Regions from separate parts of the Homo sapiens genome. Here region 2 is linked to region 1. Evidence: chromatin loops called from intact Hi-C (ENCODE). Cell type or tissue: mesothelial cell of epicardium. All regions are shown on one strand. Each heading gives the region's core, and the rest is flanking DNA. Links, peaks and the distances in the headings are about the cores only.

Region 1 (8,465 bases), core at 1,827-5,826:
CTCTCCAGCTCTGGGTCTCTTCCCAACCCTGAGGGGCTTGGTAGCCAGAGGCTACACCAGCACTAACCAATAGAAATACCACGCCACCACAAACGCAAGCCACATAGGTCATTTGAAATTTTCTTTCTTCCTTTTTTTTTTTTTTTTTTTTTTTGAGACGGAGTTTCGCTCTTGTTGCCCAGGTTGGAGTACAACGGCACAATCTTGGCTCACTGCAACTTCTGCCTTCTGGGTTCAAGCAATTCTCCTGCCCTAGCCTCCGGAGTAGCTGGGATTACAGGCACCTGCTACCACGCCTGGCTAATTTTTGTATGTTAGTAGAGATGGGGTTTTAACCACGTTGGTCAGGCTGGTCTGGAATTCCTGATCTCAGGTGATCCACCCACCTTGGCCTCCCAGAGTGCTGGGATTACAGGCATGAGCCACCATGCCCGGCCTTTTTGAAATTTTCTAGTAGCTCCATTAAAGAACTAAAAAGAGGCTGGGCGCTGTGGCTCATGCCTGTAATCCCAACACTTTGGGAGGCTGAGGTGGATGGATCATTTGAGGTCAGGAGTTTGAGACCAGCCTGGGCAACAGGGTGAAACCCTGTGGCAGGAGAATCGTTTGAACCCAGGAGGTGGAGGTTGCAGTGGGCCAAGATTCTGCCACTGCACTCCAGCCTGGGAGACAGAGCAAGACTATGTCTCAAAAACAAAACAAAAACAAAAACAAAACAAAACAAAACAAAAAAAACCTAAAAAGAAACAATTGAAGTAAAGTTTAATGATGTATTAACTTCAATATATAATCTAATCAATATAAAAACAACTGGTCTGGTGCAGTAGCTCGGGCCTATAATCCCCGCACTTTGAGGCGGGAGGATCACTGGAGCCCAGGAGTTCTGGCAACATAGCAAGAACACATCTTTACAAAAAATTAAAAAATTAGCAACATAGGGAGACCCCATCTCTAAAAACAACAACAACAACAACAAATAGCTGGGTGTGGTGGCCCATGCCTGTAGTCCCAGCTACTCGGGAGGCTGAGGTGGGAGGATGGATTGAGCCTAGGAGGTCGAGACTGCGGTGAGCCAACATCGTGCCACTGCACTCCAGCCTGGGCAACAGAGCTAGACCCTGTTTCAAAAAAAAAAAAAATGAGTGTTTTGAGGGGATACTGAGTCTTTGGAATCCTGTGTATTTTACACTCACAGCAGACCTCAGTTCAAACTAGCCACATTTTAAGAATTTGTGGCTACCATATTGGACAGGGCTGGTGAAGGCTGCTGGCCTGCTGGGGAGGCTGCATTGGCAGGTCACGTCCTCAGCTATGAGCTGGAGGAGGCAGGAACAGGGTGCATTTTCGTCTCTAGCCTGGGAGGAGTCCCTTGAAGGTCCTTAGGGTCTTTCCTTCGTGGTCGCACACGGCAAGCTTGGGGTCCAGGAAGACTCACACGGTTCCATGAGCATGGAGGCAACGACGGGTCCTTGGAGGTCTCGATTCCTGCCATCATAGGGTTTTGCATGGGGTAGGTGGTGTATGCGGGGTGGGAGGTGCCGGGATGGGGTTCCCGGGGCAAAGAAGGGTGGCGACCGGGCGCTGGAGTGGACTTTCTTTTTTTCACGTTGTTGTTGTTTTAAGAAAAAAACAAAACAAAACACCACAGATCAAGTTTTCTAACACCTCAGTTTCAAGATTGCACGTTTCACATTTCTCAGTAATTTACAGGCACCCACAGCGAGATGTTGCTTAGTGCTAGCTGGAGGGGCAAGCTCAGGTCTAGAAGGGAGAGATGCGTCCGGGTGGAGCAACACAGTTGGGCCCCAGGGAGTCTTGGAGGGACCTGAGGAAGCGGAGGGTTTTGTCTCCAGTCCTTTGGGAGGGATCCTCTCCTCCTCCAGGACTCATGGCTCTTTAGCCTAGGGATGGGGGAGGCCAGGACTGTTGGCAGCAACCTCACCAGGTCTGGATATGGGTTCCAGAGTTTTTTTCCAGCTTTTCCATGGAAGTGGTAGTTTGATCTAAAGGGGAAATCTTCCCCACTCAAGCCCCAGTTGAGGGGTGGTGGTGGTGGTGGTGGAGGTCAGGGGAGGTGGGATTTTCTCCTCCCCACCCTGGAAGATCAGGCTTCGGAGCATCGGGGAGGTAGTCAAGGGTCTTCAAAACCCACATGGTGATGGACGGAGGCACAAGAGTTCTTGGACCCCAGGCAGTTCTGGCCGCTTCCCAGGTCGGTTCCCTGGCTGGTTTGGCAACGTCAGCCTCCAGGTGTGTGGCAATGTGGGGAGAGGGGGCCGTGGCTGCTGGAGAGCCAAGGAGGGGTGGGGAGAGAAGAGCCACCCTGGCCCCTGGGTCCCAGAGCCTGCACCGCCCCAGCCCTCCGGGAACTGGGCTGGCTGTGCTCATCATGGCGGCTCCTTGTGGGACAAGGAAGAGCATGGAGATGGGTGCTAGAGCAAACCACGGTCCCATTCACTTCCTCGGGACCTGGATGCTGGCATACTCTGAGAAGGACAGCTCGGGCTTGGGGGCCAGCTGCTTGGGGGTCCGGTTGAGGTGCACCATGTCCAGGTCAGCATAGGTGAGGGTGTCCTCCGACGCAGGCTGCAGGCTGGTCTGAATGCTGGCATACTCTGTGTGGTTGTTGGGCTCCGCGGCCCGGGGAGCAGGCTTCTTCCCCTTGGGCAGGTTCAGGTCCGCATATGTGATATCATTTGTGTCCTGGGTTATTTTTCTGGCATTCTTCTCGGGTTCATGCAACCTTGTAGAAGAAGTGGAGCCCTGGGCTTTCTTCTGTCTGATTCGGACGAGGTAGAGAGCCTCCATCAGTAGGGCCACCAGCAAGGTGCACACCACGCCCACCACAATATAGATGTTCTGTTCATTAGGTCCAGTGTTCTCAGCGGCGGTATTTGAGCTCTGCTCCTTCAGGTGGGCTGAGACCTTCAGGTCATGGCTTTTGCTGACCGCTGACTGCCCGTCATGCTCCACCTGGCAGGTGAGCTTCACATCATCCCTGTGGGCAGATACATTCACCAGGAGCCAGCTCATCCAGTTGTAGGTGCCATCCTTGTTCTCTGTAAGAGTTGAGGCCGTTTCTGTCCGGGACACATTGCCGTTCTCCAACCAGGTCAACTGTAGTCTCTGGGGGTAGAATTTCGTCACCTGGCAGGTGATATTCACCTGGTTCTCTGCCCTCATGGGCTGTTGAGTAACCTCCAAGGTGGGTGGAACTTGGATAGTCTCAGACAAGTTGGCAGTCCCACGAAAAGAGTCCCCCCGCAAGGTGACGTGGGCCACCTCGCAGATGACTTGAGAGTGAATGTCCCCGCGGGTCAGCACCACATTGGCTGTGCTGTGGATGCTGTAGGACACGCTCTCTCTTGCGGGGTCCACGTTGGTCTGGAAGTCTGAGAGCTGATTCCCATTTTTGAACCATTTCAGGCTGATGTCTCTGGGTGAGAAGCCATGAGACTCGCAGGTGAAGCTCACTGTGTGGTCAGGTGTGGCCCTCGCTGCGGGGCCCGATACCACGGGGGCAGAGGGTTTGGCACGCACAGACAGCTCAGTGCCTGCTCCAGACTTCAACTCCACGTCAGGGCTCCCTTTCTGGAACTTCACACAGTAGTAGGTGCCGGCATCTGCTGGGGTGATGTTACTGATGCAGATGGAAAAGTCCATGTTGGTTCTCTTTGTGAGATCTGAAACAGTTGTTACCCGGGGGAAGTGGCCTTCTTTTTGATGGTAGATTAATTTCCGGCCTGGTCCAGCTCCTCTGAACCGTTGGATGGGCCCCACAGGGTTCAGGGAGGTCACAGTGCACTGCAGAGCGGCCGACTCTCCAGCTGCAACTGATACAGACTTCTCAGGCTGAATCACCTGCAGCTCCTCCTCACCCGCCACTCCTGACCAGGCGCAGGACGCGGGGAGCAGCAGGCAGAGCAGCGGCCCGAGGCGGCCGGGGACCGGCCCGCGGGCTCCATGGGCCGCGGCTACGCCGCCCGCGAGGGCTGGAAGGCACTAGAAGCGCCGCCGGGGCTGCCCAGAGGCCGGGTCCCCGCTCCACTTTGCGCAAACTTGTTTTTCTGAGGTCAGCGCTGCGAGCTGGCTACATCGTCCTCTTAAGGTGGCCTGGGGAAGTTGCGGCCGACCTCCCCTCGCCTCCGGACTCCGGCCGCGCGGCTACTCCCGCTTCCCACTGGCGAGAGGCTGGAGGCGGCGAAGGAGTCGGGGAGTGGAGGCGCGGGGGTGGGGGGGTGTCTGCCTTTTAACCCTCCCCAAGAGGTCGTGCCTCTGAGCCCCAAAGCTGAAGGCCCCTCTTGGGGGTGGGTGCGGGCCGGAGGGGACCGATCCTTTCAGAGCCGTGCCGAGGTGAAGGAAAAGCTGGAGTGGACTTTCTGGTAGGGTCGCGAGACGGATGGGGAGGGTCGCGGTGTGGGCAGGGTGGGGCCCAGGTCCAGGCTGGGGACGGGGTCTGAGCCGGGCGTCCCCGCCCACCGGCCTGCCCTTTCGCGTCCTGCCCTTCGGTGCCAAGAACAGGCACAATTTCTCCTGTGCCTGTTCTTGGTTTTCTTCCTCAAGGTAGTGTGTGTAAAGCTGTGTGTTGGTAACTTGACCCATTTCCTTAGAAAATGGCTGAATGTGTTGCTGATGTATAGCAATACCAGATAATTTGTTTTTTGTCCATGAGAGTGAACAGGAAATTTATTTATTCATTTATTTGGAGACAGGGTCTCACTCTATCACCTAGGCTGGAGTGTAGTGGTGAGAACATGGCTGACTGCAGCCTCAAACTCCTGGGCTCAAGCAACCCTCCCACCTCAGCCTCCTGAGTAGCTGGGACTACAGGCACGCACACCACACCCAGCTAATTTTTAACTTTTTTTTTTTTCTTTTTTGAGATGGAGTCTGGCTCTGTCACCCAGGCTGGAGTGCAGTGATGTGATCTTGGCTCACTTCAGCCTCTGCCTACCAGGTTCAAATGACTCTCTGCCTCAGCGTCCTGAGTAGCTGGGATCACAGGCGTGTGCCACCATACCTGGCTAATCTTTGTATTTTTAGTAGAGACGGGGTTTTGCCATGTTGGCCAGACTAGTCTCGAACTCCTGGCCTCAAGTGATCCACCCACCTCGGCTTCCCAAAGTATTGGGATTACAGGCGTGAGCCACTCCTATCAGCCAGAACAGTTTTTATTTCTCTTTGATGAAAAGCAATTAAACACCATTCATACCTTAATAAAGCTGGGAGGGGAGTATGATTAAAATCTAGCTTAAGGATGATTGTGGCCTTTAGAAGTTGTGTTTCTTAGTATCCAAGAAGATGATTATAAAAATAAAATTAAAAAATAAATAAAAATTTTTTTAAAAGTTGTGTTTCTTGAATTGTATGAATCTTTTAAAAAGAAAACAAAGTATAAACAAAGCTAGGGGAAAAGTCTTACAAGTTGTTCAAGTGTGAATTCGCATCTGATTATATCCCCATAAAGCTGTTAGTTTTAATTAAAAAAAAGTTCAAGTAATTGAATTTTTTTTTTTTTTGAGATGTAGTCTCACCCTGTTGCCCAGGCTGGAGTGCAGTGGTGCAATCTCAGCTCACTGCAGCCTCCGCTCTCTGGGTTCAAGCAATTCTTGTGCCTCAGCCTCCTGAGTAGCTTTGATTACAGGCGCCTGCCACCACGCCCAGCTAATTTTTGTATTTTTAGTAGAGATGGGGTTTCACCGTGTTGGCAAGGCTGATCTCGAACTCCTGGCCTCAAGTGATCTGCCCGCCTTGGCCTCCCAAAGTTCTGGGATTACAGGTATGAGCCACTGCACCCAGCCAATTGATTTTTTTTTTTTTTTGAGACAGGGTCTTGATTTATTGCCCAGGCTGGAGTGCAGTGACATGATCTCAGCTCACTGCAATCTGTGCCTCCTGGGTTCAAGCGATTCTCCCACCACAGCCTCCCAAGTAGCTGGGACTACAGGCGTGCGCCACCACACCTGGCTAATTATTGTATTTTTTGTGGTAATGAGGTTTCACCTTGATGCCCAGGGTGGTCTCAAACTCCTGAGCTCAAGCAATCCACCTGCCTCGGCTGGCCAAAGTGCTGGGATTACAGGTGTGAGCCACCTCACCTGGCCAAGTAATTGATCTTAATGCCCATGAGTTCAAAATACAATACTCAAAAAAAAAAAAAAAAAAAAAAAGGAACAAAAAGGAGGGGCAGTGTTCTGCATCAGGAAAAGGACATTCTGCTTAGACCTGAGATAACCCTCTTAAAAGACAATTGAAGTCAGAAATTGAAATAAAAATTGCTCATGTTGGCTAAGAAGGCGCATCACCATTTCCAGCCTCAGTTTCCTCACTTAGCGAATTGGTATAATGGCAGTGTCATGTCAGGATTCATTTAAGGCTTAGCCCAAGGCCAAACCCTCTTTCATATTCCTTTAGACAAAGGTTATCAGTCCATTTTTGGTGGGGGGCCAAGGAAAGTCTTTTGAGGATCCATCTGGGGCCCAAAGAGAATAAGACCCAGAGAGAGGGGAGTGACTCAGGCAAGGCCACAGTGGGACCTGCTGACTCTTTGTCCGGTGCTCTTTTCCTTACCATATTCATCAGTGTTGGAGGCTGGCTTTAGCCTACAGTCAATGACATCCACCCAGGAGTGGCCTCTCAGCTCTCAGACCCTGCAGGGTGGGCCCAGGGCCAGCTGAACTGTCCTAACCAACTCCCAGGCCAGGTCAAGCCACCCCTCACTTGGGCGTGGCTGATGGGTGCCAAACCATGTCTTTACATTGAAGGCTTCTAAGTCACAGTCCATCATTTCAACCCTAACCTATCAGGTACACAGCTCAGCCCTGCTTAAGTGTGGGAGGGAACGGTCAAAGACAAAATTAAGACAAATTCAGTTTAAAGATCTCAATTATCTTTATTGCAATTCTAGAATCAGGCAACTGGCTCTGCCACTCACTGGCTGTGTGACACTAGGCAAGTTGCTCAACCTCTCTGAGCCTCAGACTCTGTGCACTTTATCCTCCCACCTGACCTGGCCTGAAGGCTTCCTAAGGATGAAGATCAGGGCACTAAAGAGGGCCCCTCCCTGCCCCCACATCCCTGAGTCAGGCTTGTAAAGCTTCTCTGTGTTTAATCCACATTTAATTCTCTCTGATGTTTAGTGTAGTAGGTTCTTTTTTTTTGAGACAAAGTCTCACTCTTGTCCCCCAGGCTGGAGTGCAATGGTGGGATCTCGGCTCACTGCAACCTCCGCCTCCTGGGTTTAAGCGATTCTCCTGCCTCAGCCTCCTGAGTAGCTGGGATTACAGGCACCTGCCACCACGCCCGGCTAATTTTTGTATTTTTAGTACAGACAGGGTTTCACCATGTTGGCCAGGCTGGTCTCAAACTCCTGACCTCAGGTGATCCTCCCACCTCTGCCTCCCAAAGTGCTGGGATTACAGGCGTGAGCCACCGCGCCTGGCCTGTAGTTGGTTCTTTATATCATCCCATTTTCAAGACGGAGGAAACAAACTGTTATGGCTTGACCCGGACCCTGATCCTCCCAGCCCGAGTGGGACCTCTTCACTCAGACATCCCCTTCCTCAAGGACAGTTGAGACCTGCAGGACCGAGGGTGGTTGGCCTCTGACCCAGGTCTCTCCCTGTCTGTCCTCAGTTCCGGGAGAACATCCAAGATGTGCTATCTGCGCTGCCCAATCCTGATGACTACTTCCTCCTGCGCTGGCTCCAAGGTAAGGATAGAGCGTGGGGCTGGGGTAGGGTCAATGGCATGAAAGAGGAGTGTATTTGGTATCTATTGAGTGTATCAAATTACTCCAAAACATAGCCATTTAAAACAACTGCAAACATTTATTATCTCTCGTGATTTCTGTGGCCAGGAATTATGGAAAGGCTTAGTGGGGTGTTTCTGACTCAGGGTCTCTCATGAGGTTGCAGTCAAGATACCCATCGGGGATGCAGTCATCTGAAGGTTTGATTGGGACAGGAGGATCTGCTTCCAAGGTGTCAAACATAGTTGGCAAGTCTGTGCTCGCTGTTGGCAGGAGGCTTCAGTTCTTCCTCACAGGGCCTGCTCAAGCATCCTCACAACATGGCAGTTGGCTTCCCGCCATAAGTGATCCCAGTGAGCAGGGAGGAAGTGGTGGTATCTTACAGTGAAGCTTTCTGAGTCACATTCCATCATTTCTTTTTTCTTTTCTTTCTTTCTTTTTTTTTTTTTTTTGTTGAGACGGAGTCCCACTCTGTTGCCCAGGCTGGAGTGCAGTGGCGTGATCTCGGCTCACTGCAACCTCCGCCTCTCAGATTCAAGCAATTCTTGTGCCTCAGCCTCCCGAGTAGTTAGGATTCATGTGCCACCATGCCCAGCTAATTTTTGTATTTTTAGCAGACAGGGTTTCCTCATGTTAGCCAGGCTGGTCTCAAACTCCCGACCTCAGATGATCCACCTGTCTTGGCCTCCCAAAGTGCTGGGATTACAGGCATGAG
Region 2 (5,520 bases), core at 1-4,000, 1.0 Mb after region 1:
CTGCAGCAAAGGTGACTCTTGTGTTTTAGCAAAGAGACTGAAAACATTTGCCCCTGCCTTAGAGATTTGTGGAACTTTGAACTTGAGAGAGAGGATTTAGGGTATCTGGTGGAGGAAATTTCTAAGTAGCAAACCATTCAAAAGGTGACAGGGCCATGTGCAGTGGCTCACGCCTATAATCCTAGCACTTTGGGAGGCCGAGGCAGGTGAACCACTTGAGGTCAGGAGTTTGAGACCAGCCTGGCCAACATGGCAAAACCCTATCTCTACTAAAAATACAATAAAAATTAGCCAGACATGGTGGTGGGCCCCTGTAATCCCAGCTACTTGGGAGGCTGAGGCAGGAGAATCGCTTGAACCCGGGAGGCAGAAGTTGCAGTGAGCTGAGATTGCGCCATTGCACTCCAGCCTGAGCAACAAGAGCAAGACCTTGTCTCAAAAAAAAAAAAAAGAAGTGACTTGGGTACTGTTAAAAGCATTCCATTTTAAAAGGAAAACAGAGCATAAAAGTTTGGAAAATTTGTAGCCTGATGACACAGTAGAAAAGAAAAACCCGGCTGGGCACGGTGGCTCACGCTTGTAATCCCAGCACTTTGGGAGGCCGAGCTGGGTGGATCACTTGAGGTCAGAAGTTCGAGACCAGCCTGGGCAACATGGTGAAACCCCATCTCTACTAAAAATACAGAAATTAGCCGGGCCTGGTGGCAGGTGCCTGTAATCCCAGCTACCCACTGTAATCTCCAAGCCTGAGGCAGGAGAATTGCCTGAACCTGGGAGGCAGAGGTTGCAGTGAACTGAGATCATGCCACTGCACTCCAGCCTGGGCGACAAGACCGAGACTCTGTCTCAAAAAATAAAAATAAAAAATAAAAAAAGGAAAGAAAAACCCATTTTTTGCGGAGAAATTCAAGTTGGTTGCAGAAATTTGCATAAGTAGCAAGGAGCCTAATGTTAATCCCCGTGGGGGATTAACACCATGGGGAAAGCGTCTCCAGGCCATGTCAGAGACCTCACGGCAGCCCCTTCCCTCACAGGCCCAGAGGCCCAGGAGGAAAAAGTGGTTTTCTGGGCCAGGCCCAGGGTCCCTGTGCTATATGCAGCCTAGGGACTTGGTGCCCTGTGTCCCAGCCAGTCCAGGCATGGCTGAAAGGGGCCAATCTAGAGCTTGGCCTGTGGCTCAGAGGGTGGAAGCCCCAAGCTTTGGCAGCTTCCAAGTGGTGTTAAGCCTGTGGGTGCACAGAAGTCAAGAATTGAGGTTTGGGAACCTCCGCCTGGATTTCAGAAGATGTACGGAAACACCTGGATGCCCAGGCAAAAGTTTGCTGCTGGCGCGCTCATGGAGAACCCCTGCTAGGGCAGTGTGGAAGGGAAATGTGGGGTCAGAGCCCCCACACAGTCCCTACTGAGGCACTGCCTAGTAGAGCTGTGAGAAGAGGGCCACCGTCCCTTCAGACCCTAGAATGGTAGATCCACGAACGGCTTGCACCATGCACCTGAAAAAGCTGCAGACACTCAATGCCAGCCCATGAAAGCAGCCAGGAGGGAGGGAGACTGTACCCTGCAAAGCCACAGGGGTGGAGCTGCCCAAGACCATGGGAAGCCACCTTTTGCATCAGCTTGACCTGGATGTGAGACCTGGAGTCAAAGGAGATAATTTTGGAGCTTTAAAATTTCACTGCCCTACTGGATTTTGGTCTTGCATGGGCCCTGTAACGCCTTTGTTTTGGCCAATTTCTCCCATTTGGAATGGCTATATTTACCCCCACTGTATCTACGAAGTAACTAGCTTGCTTTTGATTTTACAGGCTCATAGGCGGAAGGGGCTTGCCTTGTCTCAGATGAGATTTTGGACTATGGACTTTTGGGTTAATGCTGAAATGAGTTAAGACTTTGGGCGACTGTTGGGAAGGCATGATTGGTTTTGAAATGTGAGGACATGAGATTCGGAGGGGCCAGGGGCGGAATGATATGGTTTGGGATTTAAATCTCAACTTGAATTGTATTTCCCAGAATTGCCACATGTTGTGGGAGGGACCCAGAGGGAGGTAATTGCATCATGGGGGCCAGTCTTTCCCGTGCTATTCTCATGATAGTGAATAAGTCTCACGACATCTGATGGGTTTATAAGGGGTTTCTGCTTTTGCTTCCTCCTCATTTTTCTCTTGCCGCCGCCACATAAGAAGTGCCTTTCACCTCTCGCCATGATTCTGAGGCCTCCCCAGCTATGTGGGACTGTAAGTCCAATTAAACCTCTTTTTGTTCCCAGTTTCAGGTGTGTCTTTATTGGCAGCGTGAAAATGGACTAATGCAGATGGGAAGTTGCACTTAACAGCACGGACAGTATGATCCCGTTTTGTTTACAAATAAAATGTTTATTTATCCACAATCTTCACTCAGTTTCGGACTGAGAGGCGAAATTATAGGCAATTTTTCCATTTTCTTTTTGATACTCCTCTGTATATTCTGAATCTTTGATACCAGGCATGCATTACTCTGCAATCAGAAAGCAAAAGAGGTTTCTATTTTGAAGAGAAGAAAAGCATTTAATTTAAGGACCAGATCTTTTAGAGACCTGACTGAGGCTTCATTGTTACTGTTTTTATCTAAAAGGAGATGTCAGCCAAGTGTCCCTGATCCCAGCAGGGAGACTTTTACCCCATGCACACAGAGCCTTTATCCTTACCTCTACAGGAAGGTAAATACTACAGTGAGGAGGCCGAGGTGGATCTGCGGGACCCTGGCAGAGACTATGAGTTATACAAGTACACCTGCCAGGAGCTACAGAGGCTGATGGCTGAGATCCAAGACCTGAAGAGCAGGGGTGGCAAGGATGTGGTAAGGAGTGGGACCAGGTGGCCGTGAACCTGGTGGGTTTACATAGATGAGGCTGTTTTTGCACCTACCAGGGCCCTTCCTGATCTTGATCTTCTGTCCTAGCCATGATCAGGTGATTGGAGCCTGAGGGCTCCCAAAACCTGTGAATTTATTGGAACTTCTTATCACCATTCAGTCACCAATTACAGGAATGAAAGTACAGGATAATTAATTTTTTCCCTACTAATTTGATCATTCATCCAATTAATATTTATTAAGTGCCAGGCATTTTGCTAGGTGTTGAGAAATGATGGTACTTATACATTTGCTTGATACAAAGATGGATGTGTACAAGTAAATTGTAGATACCAAAAATGAAATTATCATTAATAGTAAATGAATAAATGAGGTTTTAGGGGCAGAGAAATTAAACAATGTGACTAAAAACTCGATAGATAAGTTTTTTAAAATCCATTTTTTCCCCCAGGAATCTCACGTATTTGTGCTTATGCTGACAAGTTTTGTTAGAATTATTGCATTCAATCTATTCTAGCCAAGCTTTATGGCTATAATTCTGTTATTTTCCATTTAAGTTATCCTGTAATGTTATTTATAGAGGTCAAATTTTATGACAAGATGTTACTATTGCTGGGATCTCTGTGTAGGATCTGTAGAGATAGATTGTGCCTTTGCTGCCCTTATTCCATCTTCAATTCCTGTTACTCTAGTCCAAGCAGAAATTACTTTTTTTTGCCCGAGATTCTTAATCATTTTCCTTATACAATCATCCTCTTATTTTCTTCATGACCCTTCTCATGGTTCTGAGCTCCCTCCGGTGCCGTTTTTGGCCCCAGATGAGGATGGGTCAGTGGTGAAGGACTGAAGGAAGCTGAGCTAGCCCTGTCGTCAGTGGGCTTTACTGTTTTCTTTGCCCACAGGCAATAGAAATAGAAGAACGGAGGATCCAGAGCTGTGTGCATTTCATGACTCTAAAGAAGCTTAACCGATTAGCCCACATCAGGTTGAAGAAAGGAAGAGATCAGACCCACGAGGTAGTAGTTAAAAGGTTTAATTTTAACCTTCCTCCTTCCTCCTCCCCATCCCCTTCTTTTTTTTTTTTTTTTTTTTTTTTTGAGACAGAGTCTCGTTCTGTCCCCCAGGCTAGAGTGCAGTGGCACGATCTCAGCTCACCACATCCTCTGCCTCCCAGCTTCAAGCGATTCTCCTGCCTCAGCCTCCTAAGTAGCTGGGATTACAGGCACCTCCCACCACCATGCCTGGCTAATTTTTGTATTTTTTAGTAGAGATGGGGTTTCACCTTGTTGGCCAGGCTTGTCTTGAACTCCTGAGCTCAGGTGATCCACTCGCCTCGGCCTCCCAAAGTGCTGGGATTACAGGCGTGAGCCACTGCACCCAGCCCCATCCCCTTCTTTATTCCCTTTACACCTTCTCTTAGTTTGCTGACCCTCTCCTCTGCTCCATCCTGACTTGCCCTGCTCACTTCTGATCGTATTTTCCTTTCAGGCTAAGCAGAAAGTAGATGCCTATCATCTGCAGCTCCAGAACCTGTTGTATGAGGTGATGCACCTACAGAAGGAGATCACCAAATGTTTGGAGTTTAAGTGAGTTTGGGAGGACAGGGCTTTGGCACATGTGGTCTTTCGGTAACTGCTTTTTCCCATGTAGCTCACTGTAAGTCTGTTTCTTTTTTTTTTTTGAGACGGAGTCTTGCCCTGTCACCCAGGCTGGAGTGCAGTGGCGCAATCTCAGCTCACTGCAACCTCCACCTCCCGGGTTCAAGCAATTCTCCTGCCTCAGCCTTCTGAGTAGCTGGGATTGCAGGCGCCCACCTCCACATCCAGCTAATTTTTGTATTTTTAGTAGAGACGGGGTTTTGCCATGTTGGCCAGGCTGTTCTCGAACTCCTGACCTCAGGTGGTCCTCCCGCCTCGGCCTCCCAAAGTGCTGGGATTACAGGCGTGAGCCACCGCTCCCAGCCTAAGTCTCTCTTTAAAAAGAAATCTGATGAGCTTAGAAAACTGTAGGATCTGGGAGAAGGGCAAATTGCAAGGGTGAATGTGGGAGAATTGCAAGCCGTGATTTCAGGCTGCATAAAGAACCTCAGAAGTCTCTCTGACCTTTTTGAGTTTTGAGCTCTGCACTTGGTAAAAAGCAGGTCTCTCTCCCTATCAGGGGTCTTTACATTACCAGTTTGATTTCTGGGCATGTTGTATGGGAGCAACTCACTTCCAGTCACATTCTTTTAACCTTTTGGCCCAGTTTTCCTTTCTGTAGTCCCAGCAGTTCATTTCTGCAAATGGATTTTATTCTTTGGAACCTGAATTTCTTGCTGCTTAGCTGCCTTCAGGTGAAGAAACTACAGTTTGTCAGTGTCCTTCCTCAAAACCAAGCTGAGAGATGAGAAGGAGGAAGGAGTAAACGGGAAGAGAAGGGGAAGTGTTCTCACTTGATCAGACCTGTTTATGCAAACTGAAAGCAGCTTTTATCTGTAACAAACTTGACATATGCAGGGGCCCTATTAGACATTGGGTCCAGGATATATATATATATATATATATATATATATTTTTTTTTTTTTTTTTTTTTTTTTTTTTTTTTGGAGATGGAGTCTTGCTCTGTCGCCCAGGCTGGAGTGCAGTGGCGTGATCTCGGCTCACTGCAAGCTCCGCCTCCCGGGTTCACGCC

What was found. Hi-C counts contacts between places; a loop is a spot of excess contacts. Peaks named below come from ENCODE experiments on the same cell type or tissue, not always from the same donor. Only the 100,000 strongest peaks of a DNase experiment are listed, where the experiment ranks them.
Region 2: it touches region 1 in a loop (19-fold over the local background); 1 of 110 quality-filtered maps calls a loop at or near these places.

Annotation. Positions count from the first base shown.
Region 1 is chr22:30,538,073-30,546,537 of GRCh38, reverse strand. It overlaps SEC14L6 (SEC14 like lipid binding 6), which reads left to right. Exons shown (of 12, transcript NM_001193336.4): 2 at 7,636-7,711. It also overlaps the pseudogene SIRPAP1. Among named protein-coding and RNA genes, the nearest start is that of SEC14L6, 4.4 kb to the left of the region's middle. RefSeq lists an enhancer at 2,942-3,934. In mesothelial cell of epicardium, for the core only: no CTCF peak of the experiment used is centred there; DNase peaks (open chromatin) are centred at 3,559, 3,977 and 4,358.
Region 2 is chr22:29,541,775-29,547,294 of GRCh38, reverse strand. It overlaps THOC5 (THO complex subunit 5), which reads left to right. Exons shown (of 20, transcript NM_003678.5): 3 at 2,692-2,835; 4 at 3,753-3,866; 5 at 4,339-4,436. Among named protein-coding and RNA genes, the nearest start is that of THOC5, 9.2 kb to the left of the region's middle. In mesothelial cell of epicardium, for the core only: no CTCF peak of the experiment used is centred there; no DNase peak of the experiment used is centred there.